2 separate regions of the Homo sapiens genome follow, and region 1 is linked to region 2. A link is an interaction called in ENCODE POLR2A ChIA-PET data of the cell type or tissue named here. Cell type or tissue: MCF 10A. All regions are shown on one strand.

Region 1 (5,000 bases), 100 kb after region 2:
TAAATGGATAAATGAGGAAAAACCCAGATTATGCCAAGAATCAATGCAGAGGACTTTGTTTTCAATGTAAGACACAACTTAAAAACTTGTTTGTAAAAAGATCTTCATCCTCCCATTCCAAAAGAATTACCAGCAAACAGAAAAAGGAAGATAGCATACTACAGCCAAGGATATTTCAACAGTGAGCAATAAGGGTGGTAGGTCAAAATGATTACTTACAGCTTGGAAATCTTAAAAACTTATGATGGACCGAAAGGACTAATAATTGTTTTGCAGGCTGAAAAAAGCTCCCAGCTGCTAAAACAAAGTGACCATCAAAAGGACTAGAAAATTCCCATATAAGAAAATGGCAAGAACACTAATGAAAACTTGAGAAACAAGACAACTTTGGAACTAAAGAGTCTTTTTCATCTGAAAGTACAGTAAATGTAGTTTGCATTTTATTAGAGGACAGTCTAGCAGAAATACTAACAAAATTCGAATGAAAATATGCCATTGCCTCCTTGGATTTCCATTTGGCAGTTCAAGTCTGCCTTGAAGTGAGAAGGATATAATTAGGGTCTCCAATTTAAACTGTGCTGGTGAATCATAATTGTGATACTCAAGAGTTAGTCATCATAGCCCTTGTACTGACATAGAGAAGAAATGGGCCTAATTCTGACACTCAAATATGCGTATACATTACCTAACTTGCTTACTGTGGGAACTACAGTAACTGGTTAAAAACACATTAGTGAAGTGATATAATAGCAGAACCTACATCCCTTTCTGGATGTCACTGAGATGTAGCAATGAATTTTAAAAATCACATATTTTCTTTTTTCCTGTAAAATCAAATGTATTTTCTAATTATATATATACACATACTCATATTTGCACATATATTTCAAGATTTAAAGGTTTGCTCATTTAGTTATTAACACCACTTACTATAAAGCTAAAAGTGATTTAAAACCAATATTACATGGCTGGGCATGGTGGCTCACGCCTGTAATCCCAGCACTTTGGGAGGCCAAGGTAGATGGATCACTTGAGCCCAGGCGTTCTGAGACGAACCTGAGCAACATGATGAAACTTCAGGTTTACTAAAAAATACAAAACTTAGCTGGGTGTGGTGGTGCACGCCTGTAATCCCAGCTACTCGGGAGGTTGAGGCACAAGAATCACTTGAATCTGGGAGGGAGAGGCTGCAGTGAGCTGAGATTGCGCCACTGAACTCCAGCCTAGATGACAGAGTGAGACTGTCTCCAACAACAAAAACAAAAAACATTATTTACAGAGCTAAAGTCTCAGGGAGAAACCTGAGCACATGGTCATGCTGAATGCCTGCAGTTTGGCCTTTTTTTCTCTCTCTTGTTTTCACTAATTGTAATCCAATTTTTCTAAAAATGTACAGAAAGAACAGTTTGATTATTAAATGTTTCATTTAGCAAAGCATAATCCAATTGCTCATGGGAGAAATTTTCATCTTTTCAGATTTTCACAAGTCACAGGAAAAAACATAATTACTTTGGAGAATATATCATAAGTGAGATGTGTTTCATAAAGGAAAAGAGAATCTGATTAGAGTTCTATTATATAATGTGTCCTGCCATGACGTTTGTATTTTAATGCTAAGCAGTAACGACAATGCAATAAGAAATACATTGTCATACTAACTTGGCATGCAGGAGCACTGGCTTTGCTAGGAAATGTTTCAAAGTGAAGACCTATCTTCAGAAAACAGCCTATCACAAGGACCTTGAAATATCCTCAGTAGTAATTTTCCCCAGCTCTACAAAATTGCTAATCACTTATTTGATGTCAGCCCCTTCATAATAGCAAAGAAAAGTTAAGGATGAGAAATCATCAGGAGGCGTTTCACTACTAAGAAGAGCAGAAAATGAAGTTGACTCAATTTTTATTCCCCCATCAGGAGTTTGGCACAAAATGGCTCAAGTGTTGCTTCAATCCCCAAGAGATATGAGTTATATGAATCTAGATCAACTGGCAAATAATATATATTTCTCAGTGGCTCTCCCTGAGCACTCCAACAGCACAATCTTGACCACCAAGTGATTCAGAGGCAAACCGGTTCTGAAGGAGAGAAAACTTTCTGGTTCTTAACTGAAGACAAACGTAAGGGCCAGTTTACTCGCTGACTCACGTCTGCTGTTGTGCAACACATTCTGAGGCCCTCTCTTGAGCTCAGTTCCAGTGAATTAGCGTCACACTAATAAAGATGCTTGAGGTGGAGATCCAGCTCTGAGATTAACACGATCCCCCAGCGGCAGGCAATAGCCAACGTTTCTGTGCCTCATAGCTGGGCATATATTAGCTATTATCACATTACTAGGCTCCACAATACCTTCACTGTAATTAGGTTTCTGAACTATATTGGTCATTACTGATAAATCCTTTTAAAATCATCCATGTCCTTTTTTCCAAGACTGCTTTAAACAATAAGACAATGAATTCTGGTTAGCACTTTGTGTTTGATATCTGCTTCCAGATGGCAAGGGGCAATGTAGTGGGGCACAATTTGTAAGAGTAAGATGAGGACTAAATAGAGAAGTGGCTCAGGCTATACTTGTACTTATTCTTCTCATGCGGATAGGCCAGAAATGAAAAAAATAGAAAAGGGAGAGTGCAAAACAGAAAAACTGTACAAAGTAACTATTTTCCGGTCACTTGAATTTTTTTTAATTTTTATATTTTACTTTGAACATGAAGCTTCCCAGCAGATAGCACACAGTTAAATTCAGTCTTACTGCTTCCTAGTGACTCTTACAAACTCTTCTGATCCAAATGATCTATTATATTGCAATTTCTTTTCCGTCTACGTGACTAGACTTGTTACTTAAATGGAGACAGCACTGCAAGAGAACACAGGCTGCTTAGCACTGACTGCCAAAGGCATATAAAGTCAGTTATTAAAGAGATAATTTAGTCCTGCAAGATCATTACATGTGATTCTGCTCCAACATCTTTTACCTTTATACATACTTCCTTAAATATTTTTCAGTAATTCCCTTCAACTTTATTTAATTTAATCACTCACATCATGTTTCCTCTTTGAAAAAGTTTCCCTATTGAGTTCCAGTTCAGCGTTTTTTTTTTTGTTTTTTTTTTTTTGAGATGGAGCTTCACTCGTTGCCCAGGCTGCAGTGCAGTGGTGCAATGTCGGCTCACTGACCTCCCAATCCTGGGTTCAAGCGATTCTCCTTGCCTCAGCCTCCAGAATAGCTGGGATTACAGGCATGCGCCACCACGCCTGGCTAATTTTGTACTTTTAGTAGAGACTGGGTTTCTCCATGTTGGTCAGGCTGGTCTCAAACTACCAACCTTAGGTGATCCACTCGCCTCGGCCTCCCAAAGTGTTGGGATTACAGGCATGAGCCACCACGCCTGGCCCCAGTTCAGCTATTCTTACATCCAAGAGGACCTCTATATAATTATGCAAAACTGACTAAATATAAAATCATGTTTAAAATATTCTTGGCTTGGTGTAGTGGCTCATGCCTGTAATCCCATCACTCTGGGAGGCTAAGACATGAACATCGCTTGAACCCAGCTTCAACAACATAGCAAGACCTTGTCTCCACACAAAAGTGGCTCCTTGGGTGGCTGAGGTGGGAGGAGCACTGGAGCCCAGGAGGTTGAGTCTGCAGTAGCTGTCATGGCACCACTGTATTCCAGCCTAGGTGTCAGAGCAAGACCCTATTTCAAAAATAAATAAGCCACTAATTAATTAATAATAAATAAATAGGCGGATCACAAGGTCAGGAGATCGAGACCAGCCTGGCCAATATGGTGAAACCCCGTCTGTACTTAAAATACAAAAATTAGCTGGGTATGATGGCGGTTGCCTGTAATCCCAGCTACTTGGGAGGCTGAGGCAGGAGAATCGCTTGAACCTGGGAGGAGGAGGTTGCAGTGAGCCGAGATGGCGCCACTGCACTCCAGCCTGACGACGGAGCAAGACTCCGTCTCTAAATAAATAAATAAATAAATAAATAAATAAAAGTCTTTTATACAGGCCAGGTGCAGTGGCTCACATCCACAATCTCAGCACTTTGGGAGGCCAAGGGAGGAGGACTGCTTGAGGCCAGGAGTTTGAGACCCTGTCTCTACAAAAAAATTTTTTTAAAACGTAGCCAGGTGTGGTGGTGTGCACCTATAGTCCCAGCTACTTGGGAGGCTGAGGTGAAAGGACCACTTGAGCCCAGGTGTTTGAGGATGCAGTGAGCTATCATCACACCACTGCACTCCAACCTGGGTGACAGTGCAAGACCCTGTCTCTAAAAAAATATATAAAATATTATTTACACAAAAAGAATGCTAAGATGAACATTATAAAAAAACAGTCACTCACACAAATAGAAATTTTACCAGTCATCATCAAAATGGGTCTATAACTACTCTTACCACAATTGAAGACACTTGAAAATATGGTTTTTAAGGGGAATTTAGGGCAGTAGATTTATTTTGACTTCTTCATTTCTGAAAAATTAAAAAACTCTTCAATATCTCACTTCCTAATTTACTTTTCATTTTATCATCTTTGCCATCAACGTTTTCATAAAACGACAAAGAAAGCAAAAACCAAATACAATGCTAATGTCAAAACCAGTAAAATTTATCAATTGCCTTCATAACCTCCTAAGACAACCTGAACAGAGATATCTATCCCATTCTGTAGATGAAAACAAGTAGCACAGGCAAATTAAATAACTTGTCCAACAAGTAACTGGCAGTTCTATGGTTTCACTAAAGCACTTCAGATTCTACACTCAGAGCTCAAATGAGTAGAATCAGTGAGGCTGGGGGAAACAGGGATCATTCAGATTCTTCTCCAATCTTATATTTTGGTTACAACTTTAAACACACACACACACACACACACAACCTACCCCTTTTCCGAGTTTTGAACCGCTGGCCTGTTAGCACTGGCTTCTGATGCTTATTCATAAAATTTCTGAAAACAAAGAAAATAAAGATTATGTATTTCAGATAAGCAG
Region 2 (5,000 bases):
CACCGACAAGTACTTGATGCTATGTGCTAAAAGCCAGAGACAAGACATCCCTATTAGAACAGGGCTTGGCAAACTTTCTCTGCAAACGGCCAGATATTTATTATCAGGCTTTGCAGATCACATGGTCTCTGCCACAACTACCCAACTCTGCCCCTGTACACAAAAGCAGTGACAGACAATATGTAAACAAATGAGCAGGCAGGGCTGTGTTCCAATAACTATTTATACATACCAAAATTTGAATTCATATAATTTTAATGCATCACAAAATATCATTCCTCCTTTTTTTTTTTTTTTAACATTCAAAAATGTGAAACCATTCTAAGTTAGCAGGCTGTACAAAAATAGTCAATGAGATGGATCTGGCTGTGGGCTGTAGTTTTCGGACCCCTGCTCTAGAAGTCGGTATAGAAGAGAATGAAAAATTACAATAGGACAAATAATCAAATAATTGCTAACCGCCCCCCCCCAAGATTTTTTATAAGGCGAGTAAGAGTATAGAACAATAATCTCCCCCTGACACACAAAAAAATTCAGATAAACAGAATAGCCCAGCTGACCCCTCTGTGAATATAATCTTCAGTAGTAAAAGAATAAGTATTTATTATTTATTTATTTTTTATTTTATTTTATTTTTTGGAGACAGAGTTTTGCTCTCTCACCCGGGCTGGAGTGCAGTGGCGCAATTTCGGCTCACTGCGACCTCCACCTCCCGCGTTCAAGTGATTCTCCCACCTCAGCCTTCCCAGTAGCTGGGATTACAGGCATATGCCACCACGTCCAGCTAATTTTTGTATTTTTAGTAGAGACGGGGTTTCACCATGTTGGCCAGGCTGGTCTCGAACTCCTGACCTCAGGTGATCCACCTGCCTCGGCCTCCCAAATTGCTGGGATTACAGGCATGAGCCACCGCGCCCGGCCAAGGATAAACATTATCTTATGTGGTAAAAGATGGAACTAAATTAAGGATCTTTAAAGGAGGTGCTTATCCTAGATTATGAGGTGGGCCCTAAATGTCATAACAGGTATCCTTAAGAGAGAGGCACAGGGAAATTAGAGAGAGACACACACAATGTAGAAAGTGACATAAAAAAAAGAGGCAGAGACTAATGCAGCCACAAGGAATGCCAGCAGCCACCAGAAAATGGAAGACGCAAGAACAGATTCTCCCCCAGGTCCCTGAGAGAGCCTGACTCTGTGGACACCTTGATTTTGGACTTCTGGTCTCCAGGACTGTGAGGGGATAAATTTCTGTTATTTTGAGTCACCATGTTCGTGGTAATTTGCTACAGCAGTCCTAGAAAAGAAATACAGAACAATTCACCTATTTGGAGTTTGACAAATCAGGAACCTCTCACTGTTATAGAACCTGCCTGGAATTTTACCATCAGTGGAATCCTTATCATGTAGCTGGGGTGAAGTGTTCTGGTACCCTCATGGGCATCCTCGCCGCAAAGCAAATACATTATCTGCATCATCGTTTCGGCAAAATGAGGAAACTCTTCAATGCTCACTCAGTTGCCAACTAATAGGCTCATTAATAATGAGAATCTATTAATGTAAATGTAAAGAAAAGATCTCTACAACCAAAAAGAGGGGAGAAAACACTATTTAGTTCTCAGATTAGGCTTTATGCTATTATTGAGAATGTTATCTAGAATATTCACAAGTACCTCTGTTCTGGTTTTTTTCTTTTCCTGCAGATAGAGGCAAAAAAGAGGCTGCTTCCTTCTACATAACCCTCTGTCAAGGGCATTCCTCACCAAGTTGATTCTGCTGTGTCTTCAATATAGTTTTCAGTCTACCCTAATTACCACTACCAGGCAGTCCTCTAAAACCATCAAAGAGGGTTTCCTATCGCTGCTTTTGCAAATTAACACAAGTGTAGTGGCTTAAAATAACACAAATGTATTGCCTTACAGTTCTGGAGGCTGTGTTGGTCAGGTTGTACTCCTGAAAGCTCCAGAGGGAGAATCTGTTTCCTTGCTTCGTCTAGTTTCTGAGGGTTTTCTGCATTCCTTGGCATATAACCCCTTCCTCTGTCTTCAAAGCCAGGAGCATATCATGTTCAAACCCCTCAAATATGCACATCATTTTTTGACTCTGACCCTCTTTCCTCCCTCTTCCAAGGACCTGTGTGATTCCATAAAGCTCACCCAGATAATCCAGAATAATCTCCCCATCTCAAGATTCTTCATTTAATCACATCTTCAAAGTCCTTTTAGTTATGTAAAGTAACGTGTTTGTAGGTTTCAAGGATTAGGATATGAACGACTTTTTGGAGTGTGTGGTTATTTAGCCCACCACAGAGGGTTCTTGGAACATGGGCAACTGAGCTACCACAGAATCCTTTCAGCTACAAATATTTTAAAACACTGAAAAGACTGTAACATTTTATTTAAATACGTAAGTGAGCACAGAAAAACTATGGGAAATTCCTACAGGTCAGAAATGAAAGGAGAATCGAAAGCTAGAACTGTAAGCATACAGCTGGTGCTGTGGGGTCCCATGAGCAGGTGGGGAAGGAGTTCCTGGATCAGAACAGTCCCTAACGGGAAAGGATTTAGGTTTCATAGCAGAGCTAGGAAGTGGAACTGAGACCCTTGCATAACTGGGATCTCCAAAAAGCTGTATTTTCAGTGTCAGGGGTTAGAGAAAAACCACAACAACCTATCCAGAAAGAGAGCAAAGACTTTTCAGTCTCTTCAAAAAGTTTTCAAGAAAGAGAAACACGAGCCTATCAAACAAGAGCCTATCATGCCCATGCTTGCAGTCTAAGAGTACACTGCCTCAGGCATGCAGGAATCCTCAAGACAAACAATTCAAATAAAAGCTGATTACAAGAGGTGACGGCATTTGGGGGAGAAAAGCTCATAAACGCATATCCAAAATTTGCTCAGGAGGGACCCTTCCAAATCCCAGCCCTTACAGGATTCCCAAAGAAAAAAATAAAAACATTGCTGCCAATCAAAAAATCACAAAATGACTAAGAAAAAAATTTACCATGAGAGAGATATGACAAATATAACAAAAGAAGGATAAAAGCTCCCAAGAACTTGAGATGACAGAACTAACTGAAGGAGACTAAAACAAAATATTTTAAACTGACTAAAAAGATAAAAGGGGGCTGGGCGCGGTGGCTCACGCCTGTAATCCCAACACTTTGGGAGGCCGAAGCGGGTGGATCACTTGAGGTCAGTTGTTCAAGAGCAGTCTGGCCAACATGGTGAAACTCTGTCTCTACCAAAATATTTTTTAAAAAATAGCCGGGTGTGATGGTGGGCACCTGTAATCCCAGCTACTTGGGAGGCTGAAGCAGGAGAATCACTTGAACCCGAGAGGCAGAGGCTGCAGTGAGCCGAGATTGTGCCACTGCACTCCAGCCTGGGCAACAGAGTGAGACTCCATTTCAAAAATAATAATAATAATAAAATAATAAAATAAAAAATATTAAACAGAAAAATAAAAAGATAAAAGGGGAATAAAAACTATTTTAAAAACCCATATTTTTAAAAATGCAAACTTAAAAAAGAGTCACATAAAACAAACCCAATGGTAGGAGAAAGAAGAGAAACTTACAATAGAAAGAATACATAAAGCTTCATTAAAGGAGAGAAAAGTAACAGCCCTTGGCAAAATTATTTAAGAGAAAGGTTAATAATAAATCCTTCCAAATTTTTAAACTGATAAATACCGATCAAAAAGCCAAAGCAAAAATCACACTCAGTGACAAAAGATAGGAAAGATTATTCTAGCTAATGGTAAGATAAAAATAAATCATAAACATTTTCTCCAAAATTCAGGAATAAGACAGGGTGTGGACTTTCACCACATCTATTCAGCATTGTGGTGGGGTTTTAGACAACTAAGTGTAAATACAAAATAACAATGGGAGGAGAGAAACACAGCTTTCATTATTCAAAAATTATTAGGAGCATCTACAAAGGAAATCCAAAAAATCAAAAAAAAATTAAAATTGGTAAGAACCAGCAAAGTTGCTAGAAACAGAATCAATACACAAAAATCAACAACATGCTGATGCACCAAAAAAAATTTTTTTCACATACTTTTTAGGATATAATTTGTAATATACCCCCAAAATATAAGATATATATGAAGAAATCCAACAAAAGTAGTCCAAGATCTTCATGAAGAAAATTGTGAAATGTATTTGAAGAACATGAAAGAAGACCTAAAATAAACAAAGAGATAAAGAAGATTAAGGAGAAAAGCTTGTATCTGCTGCACTTTTTCTTAGCCCAGCTGCACTGTCACCAGAACCATGAAGAAGAAATGCTCCTGGTGGCAAATCAGTCCTGTCAGTGGTTCAATCTAACTGTCCTGAATGCCACCCTTGTTGTTGTTTTCACCCATGTCTGCAAAACTTGAGCCTGACTCTACATATTTTGGATATATTTCTTTTTTTTAAAGTAAAATTAAATAGATTTTAAAAATTTAAAAACTAAATAAGTTAAAAACCATCTAACAAATATCAGAACCTATTATAATGGCCAGGCACAGTGGCTCATGCGTGTAATCCTAGCACTTTGGGAAGCCAAGGCGGGATGATCACTTGAGGTCAGGAGTTCGAGACCAGCCTGGCCAACATAGTGAAACCCTGTCTCTACTAGAAATACAAAAATCAGCCAGAAATAGCTTGAACCCAGGAGGCAGAGTTTGCAGTGAGCCAAGATCACGCCACTGCACTCCACCCTGGGTGACAGAGCAAGACTCTGTCTCAAAAAAAATAAAATAAGAGATATGACAAATACCTCATTTTAATGGTTCAGTCGTTAAAGCAGGTAACTGATACAGATCTAAATAAGCCAGCAGCATAGTCTTTGAGAGAGGCAAAATTCTAAGTCAGCAGAGAAAGAGTAGACTTTAATAAGTAGCCTTGTGACAACCACCTTCTCATTTTGAAAACTGATATTATTAATCCCTACCTCAAACCATAAACTCTACTTTAAGCACAACTTAAAAGTATAGAAAATATTTTA

Evidence for each region. Peaks named below come from ENCODE experiments on the same cell type or tissue, not always from the same donor. Only the 100,000 strongest peaks of a DNase experiment are listed, where the experiment ranks them.
Region 1: POLR2A ChIA-PET joins it to region 2 with 7 read pairs; 3 of 35 experiments call an interaction of 5 or more read pairs at or near these places.

What each region holds. Positions count from the first base shown.
Region 1 is chr7:16,665,394-16,670,393 of GRCh38, reverse strand. It overlaps BZW2 (basic leucine zipper and W2 domains 2), which reads right to left. Exons shown (of 12, transcript NM_014038.3): 2 at 4,893-4,957. The coding sequence starts at 4,950. Among named protein-coding and RNA genes, the nearest start is that of BZW2, 22 kb to the right of the region's middle. In MCF 10A, no CTCF peak of the experiment used is centred here; a DNase peak (open chromatin) is centred at 2,153.
Region 2 is chr7:16,768,635-16,773,634 of GRCh38, reverse strand. The region is part of intron 1 of TSPAN13 (tetraspanin 13); the gene reads right to left. Among named protein-coding and RNA genes, the nearest start is that of TSPAN13, 17 kb to the right of the region's middle. In MCF 10A, no CTCF peak of the experiment used is centred here; no DNase peak of the experiment used is centred here.